Linked DNA regions of Homo sapiens: region 1 is linked to region 2. Evidence: chromatin contacts called from ENCODE Hi-C data. All regions are on one chromosome and are shown on one strand. Each heading gives the region's core, a stretch centred on a gene start or an enhancer-like site at or near the end of the contact. The rest is flanking DNA. Distances are from core to core; before and after follow the strand shown.

What was found. Hi-C counts contacts between places; a loop is a spot of excess contacts on that map. Pooled maps may share reads with other maps.
Region 1: a map of heart right ventricle shows a loop between it and region 2 (2.7-fold over the local background). The contact joins the promoter of LINC01515 here to the enhancer-like site in region 2. A Hi-C loop is called at or near these places in 3 of 168 maps with a recorded cell type or tissue (Caco-2, PC-3 and heart right ventricle) and 1 of 50 pooled maps.

What each region holds. Positions count from the first base shown.
Region 1 is chr10:65,570,002-65,574,117 of GRCh38, reverse strand. It overlaps LINC01515 (long intergenic non-protein coding RNA 1515), which reads right to left and starts at 2,693. Exons shown (of 6, transcript NR_120647.1): 1 at 2,539-2,693; 2 at 1,062-1,183.
Region 2 is chr10:65,339,982-65,343,916 of GRCh38, reverse strand. No RefSeq gene overlaps it. Among named protein-coding and RNA genes, the nearest start is that of LINC01515, 230 kb to the left of the region's middle. Within about 2 kb of position 2,281, at least 2 of the 41 ENCODE cell types and tissues checked have a DNase peak (open chromatin) inside an H3K27ac peak, as active enhancers do; they include PC-3, where a contact is called at or near this core.

The sequences.
Region 1 (4,116 bases), core at 1,444-3,943, 230 kb before region 2:
GTATTTTTTGAAAAATTTCATCCCCTCAGCAGGCTTCAGAGAATAGCTTTTTGCTTTAGCTTTACTGCTGGTAATGATAAAGATGTTTCAGTTCTCTCTCTGAGAGGTGCTTGAAATGAGAGATACTGAGCAGATAATGGTACTGATCCTCCTTCTGGAAATGAATTGGCAATGATCTGGATGTGGCACAAGATACAAGCTGAGGGTATCTCATAAATCAACAGCTAATCTTCAGTTTGATGGTGTAAGCGGAGAGACTCATTAATTAAAAAACAGCCTCTAATGCTGCTTGTAGTTTCTCCATTTTTAAGTCAATGCATATAAATCCCAGTGTCAATAAAGAGGCGGAACTGATCAATCAGAAAAGAAATATAGAAGTAAGAATTGTAATGAGACTATCTACCCTTTGATGGGTGACACTGAGGGAAGAGGAGGGCAATTGCACAGTAGCAAGATGAGGAATCAAGAGTTACAGCAATTGAATTTATTGAGATAAAAAATACTAATATCTAACATATATTACCAGCATTTCATCATCATCCTAAGTCTTTTGTTTTTATGTAATAATTTTTAATCCTCTTTCACCTCTCATTTTAAAGATGAGAACAAGAAGACATAAAGAGTGTCACCAAGGTCTTGGCAAGTTTGCCAAAGTCTCATATCTCCTAATCTGCAAAACTGCAATTTGTGCAAAGAAAATTTGGTTTCTGAACTTGGGTTTTTAACCACTGTTACAGACTGAACTGTGCCCCTTCAAAATCCTATGTTGAAATCCTAACTCCCAGTGCTTCAGAATGTGACTGTATTTGGAGATAGGATATTTAAAATGGTAAAATAAGATCATTAGAGTTGGTCATAATCCAATACGTCTTGTGTTCTTATAAGAAAATGCAATAAGAACATAGACATGCAGAGAGTTAATGTAATAATTGGTATTTATTATTATTATTATTGCTATAATAATTATTAAACAACGAAAAGAGTGAGAAAAGAATTCCGCCATTGAAAATGGACTCTTACTGCACTGATGCAAACAACTATATTGTCATAAAAATACTCACTGATAGTTTCCAATTTCTAGAGGAACCAGGCAGAGAGAAACAAATATGCTCCAAGTCTTGATCACAGGAGTATACCTTACTTAATTATTAAAGGCCATAAATAGTTCAAAGTTTCTTTGACTCTGAAAAACAAAACACGGATCAGCAATATTCCAAGCAAAGGTTAAAAAGATTTGTTCAGTTTCTTTTCTTTTTTTTTTTTTTTTTTTTGAGATGGAGTTTCGCTCTTGTCACCCAGGCTGGAGTGCAATGGCTCAATCTTGCTCACTGTAACCTCTGCTTCCTGGGTACAAGTGATTCTCCTGCCTTAGCCTCCCAAGTAGCTTGGATTACAGGCATGTGCCACCATGCCCGGCTAATTTTTTTTTTTTTAATTTAGTAGAAACAAGGTTTTGCCATGTTGGTCAGGCTGGTCTTGATCTCCTGACCTCAGGTGATCCACCTGCCTTGGCCTCCCAAAGTGCTGGGATTTCAAGTGTGAGCCACCGCTCCCAGCCTGGTTTCAGTTTCCTGAGTTCAGTCCATTTAGTTAACTCTTGTTTTGTTTGATATTTGTGAGCATTTCAGCTCCTTATGAGTCCTGTATATTTTTCTTTATTTTAATGTTACAATTTCCAAAGTTACCAGAAGCCTGTGTTTGAGAGCACCTGTTAAAGTTCTATAGCTCATTATAAACCATCTTTGAGAAGGATTAAACAAGGCAACAACTGTCTGTGAATAGCAAAATGTCCAGGGTACTTACAGTTAGAAACACGATTGACAAAGAAGCTTGGTTATCTCCGTGGTTTACAATAACTTAACATAACGACCTTAATTATGACTGATAGCATATATTCAGCCATTAGAATTCTAGAAATCTCATACAATTTTGGAACATGTATTAGGATTATTCACCCAGATACAACCTAAAGAAGACTGAGCATAATTTTTGCAATCCCATGTACCTAAACATGTCAAATAATCCTGTTTACCTCTCTTCTCTGGACACTTCAGGGGCCCTCTGACATATTTGAAAAGCCAGGTGCCAGGGAAGACAATTTTGAAACTGAGGTTTGATTTTGGGAAGGCTGTTAAATGTTTGAGGTTTAAATAACTTGATATTATGAAATAGAATTCCAGGTTACCAAAAGTTATTTATTTTGCCAAAATCATGACTCAGAAATTTTAAAGAAGCAAAAACCTGTTATAACCCTTTACAAATGTGCCAAAGAGCAGATTAGCACCTTAGGAAAATCTTGTTATGCTTTTATTTCAATTTACAGAAAAACCAAACAATACCCTTTTCTGAATTTAGTCAATATGTTCACATAGAATCTCTTCTGCAAGATTAATTTCCACAGTTCTCCCACCACTTCTTTGAACCTTCAGCTTTTTCCTAATTTAACTCAAACAATCCTTTAACCCTAGGCAAAAGTTTACATTTCCATGCCTTCTTATAACCTTTTATTAAAAAACACATTTTACTGTTCTTACTCACCTTGCATGTAAATATATTTCTAGTAGTTTCAACTCCTAGCAATTTTGAACTTTAAGGTAAAACTTGGAGAGTTGCTTTAATTGTGTGCTAACTGCAACTAAGGTGTGCCTTCTTAGTTAGGGGCGTGGTTAGTTCCATATGCCGTGAGTGAGGCCCTTTAAGAGACAGGGGACATGCAGATATTGAATTAGAGAGGGCTCATCCCCTAAGGCAGGATTGCTAAACAAATCCTTGCCGCCAGAGTTATAAGCCATGGCCTCAGGATGTAAAACAAAATAGAGGATTTATTTCACAAGCAAAACTTTGCAGAGCATACAGTGATAGCTGGGGAGCAGAGGGAGTGGCCTAGTAAAGTGTCTTCTAAAAAAAAACAAACAAACAAACAAAAAAAAAACTTTAAGGGTTTACTTGTTGAGGAGGTGGAAAAGGGGAGTGAAAAAAGGTTTAAAAATGCCTGGGGAAGAACTTCTTATTCGTCTGCAAGTGATTTCAACAGCAGGGTTAAAGCTTAATTACTCTCTGATAAAGTTTAACCCCCTGGCAGGGGAAAAGGAAGGCTGCGGTGGCTTGTGTCTGAGAACCATCTAGCCAGCTGTGTGGGACCCTTGGGCCATGCATCCCGTCCCGGGCACAGAGGGGAGGGGGAGTGAGGAGCCCCGGCTTTCCTGTCTGTCCTGAAAAAGGAAGGAAAAGGCCTTTCCCCCGACGACCCCCAACGGAGCAACGGAGTTTGGGGTCGTGTTTCCCCCACCCTCAGTAGTCTGAGGATGAAAATGCTTAGGATCAACAGTGAGAGGTTTTGAGTCCCCATTTCACTCACTGTTTCTTGAGCTCCCCTGTTGCGCGCCAAAAAGCAGGACTTTCCCTTAGTTCAGCTAAAGACTGGGTCCTTGTCCATTCCACGACCACGACAATTTAGGCTCATAGATGGTTTGAAGGGTGAGTAAAGCAGGGTTTTGTTGGGTGAAAAGGAAGGAAAAGGGGAAACAGGGACCCTCAGCAAGGCCAGAGGCCCCTGCTAGCGTGCTTCCTACCCAGCCGTTTGAATTCCAGGTTCCACACAGGAAGAGGAGGAGTCGGACTCCTGGCTGCTGCAAAGGGCACCAACTTCTGTATTTTCACTCCAGTGCGCATTCCCAGTGCGCAGGCTGGTTGGAGATTCTCCAGGGACCCCCTCCCACCTGGCTGTCTCACTTTCCGTTCTTGACATCAGACATATTGAAATTCTCTGGGGACCTATGTGAAAAGTGAAGTTAATTGCAATGAGAGAACTGGAGTTTGGGAGCTAATCTGATTGGAGGCTGGCCACTGCAGGTGATCACATCCAGGCAATTGCTGTTTAATTAAGGCAATGCGATTAATCACAGATGTCACTCACTGGTAGCAACAGATGACACTGTACAACATTCCACCTATGAAATAAACATAAAGTAACGTTTGGAAAGACAGAAACTGAGTTAGGTCTGAGATTCTCCTTTAATGTTTTAATCTGTCGGGTTTTATTTGAATTCTAAGGATACGTGAAGCTTTATTCTTCTTACCTTCTTGAATATGCCCTCAAAACTATGTCATTAATTT
Region 2 (3,935 bases), core at 1,032-3,531:
TAAACTCCTCATAACTTAAAATAGGCTACATGCCTTATAAATTATGTATTTTAATGTAAACCATCCATGAAATCAGTACGACAATTTCTCAATTATTGTTAATTTTTATCAATTATTTGTGTGATGTATTTGGACATGGCTATCGCTATCCTGATAATATCCTGTTTGAGCTATGCTTTGGTATATGGAACTACACTAAGCTTTTTAAAAGACCGTCATTAAATTAATATTCATTGTATGACTTTAATTTAAAAAATATAGAATTCTGTTAATATCAACAATATTATTCATCATAATCTATCTTTTCTCAACTTCAGCAGAACTAGCAGCAATTGCATTAAAACTTTTCTAGCCCTTACAACATTGACCATGATTTTGTTAGTTCCACGTCTCTATCATCAACATTATCACATTCTATCACAAATGTTTATGGGACTGCCTGAAATATGCACCATGTGATGTGCGATGTAAGGCTTAAAATTAAGGCCCAATATTATGTGCTGCCTCAACATTTAGTGAAATCCGCAGGGCCATGAATGGCCTAACCATAAAACCCCGACTCTATATTCATGCTCCGGTTTTCTAGCAAAACACCATAGTTCCCACTTATACCTGAGCAATAGTTCTAGTTTTTTGCCAACCTAGAGATTTATTCATACAAGTCAATTACATTCTTCTGTATAAACCAGGATGCACTTTATTGTGTTGATACTACAAATTTGCCTCCCAAAGCTCTGTTTTACAACTGTGTTCCTGATTGAAACCCCTATGGATATATGTGACTAATAAGCTGCTATCAATCTCATCTATCTATTTTCAATGGACTGTTTGACCATACCCACAACCCTAAGGTAGGGATCACTTCCTCACTAAAAGGATGAATAGGAAGCAATTAAAGCAATACTGTCAGTTAGATTTTAAATATCATATTTGGACCTAAGTTTATTATCAGTATAATGAGGATCATAGTGAAAATTATAGAATTAATAGGGCTAAATATTTATTAGAATTGTGTGCAACATAGATTGAACAGTATATAAGCATTATCATTCACATTTAATAATTAAGCTGTTTCAATGCCCACAATGTGCAGGAATTCCACTGGTTTTAATAAACTGTCCCACTAAATAACAATAAAATTCAACTCTCACAGTAGAAAGAGATACTCAAACCATTGGTATTTTCCTGCCCCCCACAACCCCAAAATCCCTGTCCGCTACTCACATCCTTTTGCTGTTGCTTATAAACCCTCTTTATAAGAGTCCACTGTACCTGATTAATGCTCAATTTGTTCTTCATTACTGTACTGTCTATGACTTCATTCTCAGTCTTCCTTAAGGCAAGTCCTGTGTATGCTGCAGTTTGATTAGTGGTAATGACAGTGACTGCAAATGAATCTGTCTAATAACATAGGGCCATTGTCTGTGGGCACGCAAAAGGAAACTGAGAATTTTCTCTCTGATGTGATGGCATTATCATCATGAAAGACATTTCCTTTTCTTGTATCTGGGCTTACTCTGACTATGGAGATTAATGAGAACAGGTGTTAAAGAGCCATGGTAAGCTGACTGACTCACACACATGGGACAAAGGTGTGTAAGAGCCAGCTGTGGTACCTGAAAGGTGGACTTTTCCTAGCAGGAAAACCACCAATAAAAACCAACAGCAGACATAACTGGAACAGGATTCTATAAAACCCCTGTGTGGAGGCTCAGGGATTCAACATTAATTTCCAGGAGAGCCAGGGCAATGGATAGAGTGAGAGAAACTCTGAACATTTGAGAATATGACCAAAAATATAAAACACTTTAGCATCTTCACAATCAATACAGTCATCCTAGTGTATATAAACTAAACATCAATCTTGGTCATAATTACACTTTCCCTTTTTGAATTTTTTACCTATTACAACTTTTAGATAATTTTAATCCTTGTCATTAAATTACTAAAATTTAGAAAGTAGAATGAATCAAAACAATGAGGCTTTACTAGTATATGGAGATAGCTTACTGGACCCTAACAAAGTAAATTTGCTATTAAGAAAGATATCTCCAAAACTATGTTTCTAAAAGGGACTTCCAGGGTCAAGCTAGGTCAGCATTTTGGTAGGATTGATGCCAGAAAACACAGCTGCTACTGAAACATTTTTTCAGAAAAGGAAGTTCACCCTCTGAGTCATTTCAGATTAAATCTTCATCGCAGGCCTGTGTATGTGTTTTAAAGGAAGGTCTATAATCAGAGGTCCAATTGTTAGCAACTCTGGACATAATCTCAGGATAACAATTCAACCATTCAAATGCTCAAGGCTGAGAGTAAATACCACTTTTCTGTGGTTAAGAAAATAATAAATTCCGGAGGATCCACCACAGATAGCTCAATTACCCCATCAAGAGTTATCAACTACAGTCAGTTCTCCTCTGTGCTCTCTGGTGATAATGCACACAGCATCTGTTCCATTTTTCTCTTTGCGTTGCCACTTCTGGGTAATGTTATTGAAGCATCACCAATGGGTTAAACAAAAGCTGACACTTCAAGAGGAAGGAATGAAAAAGTTGCAGTGCTCGGAATAAGACTATTAAACCTGGGAGGAGTGAACCTATACCTGGAATAGAGAAAATGGAATGAGGTAGAACTGTTTTCACTTTGGAAATAGAGGCAAAGAAATATAAGTGAGTGGGAAACCTGGAAGGAGCCCAATTAAGAAAACAGTAGAGTTTCTCCTATCCCTCTGGTTAGTAATATAGATCTGGGAAGTCCCAGTGTGAGCAGACATCCTTGACTTTGTAGTCTTAAAATAAATGTGAAAGGAATTTTAAGAAGGGCATAAATTTTACAAGATTGCCATAATGCAGCTCTAATGGTTTACTGAGAATAGTGACAAAGTATAGATATGTTGCTATTTTATTTTAGAGAAATTCTGACCTAAACCTGAAGGAAATTTTTCACTAACAAAACGAAATACATTTATTGAATCTTAGGAGATAAGGTTCACATCTTTTAAACTTGGCTTAAGCCATGCTTCAGGCATTATTACATAGGACAGTAAGACTTTTAGTTTTTAACTTTTTGTTAACTAAGCATGGTCTCAGGTTTTACTATATTTTGTTTGGTTTGAATTGGGAAGTTCAGCACTGGAAGATATATGGAGCAGAATTATAATAATAATAACAAAGCAACAACAAACTACAATCACATTTTGCTCTAATCAGTTATACTGAGTCCATGCTATTAACTACCTCAAATTTGAAGTAGATGGAAAGAAATACAGGAAAGATAGGAAATACTGGATGCCTACCAAGTTCTCACAAAATCACCATAATTCTGGAATTGTTTTCACTATTCCACAAATGAAGAATTATGACTCATTTAAGTATTATTTTAAAGCTAACACAGCTAATAGATGCGTAAACTGGAATGCAAACATAGCACATATGATTTTATACCTTGTGTTCTTTCCACTAAATCTTACCACCTACTAAACAATTGTATTATCCATTCTATTATGTGAGCCTAATCAGCAGAAAATAGCATGTTCTCCTCAGTAAGCAACAGATAAAGAGAACCATGGCAGCCCTAAATAAAATAATAAAGGAAGCCATGGAAAGTTTTGATACGATAATTTATTGATATCACTGCTTCTCCTCCACTTCTTCTAATAAAGTTGCTACAGTTTCCAGACCATATGTGTCCCTTAGCCTCTGGGCAAATTGTAAGGTTACCAGAAGAAACTAAACACAATTCCTCTTCCTGCCATTGTGAATATCCAAGCTGAAGAAATGATGCTTGATGTGCCAGAAAGGAAGAAGGGAAATGTCAAGGCCTTTAAAGGATATAGACAGGAATAGAGAAAGGAGGAGAGTTTTCCCCAAGTGTCAAGATAGATTTGAGGAACACAGATTTTCCAAGATACGGAACTAGATTTATGCCTTCAAAAA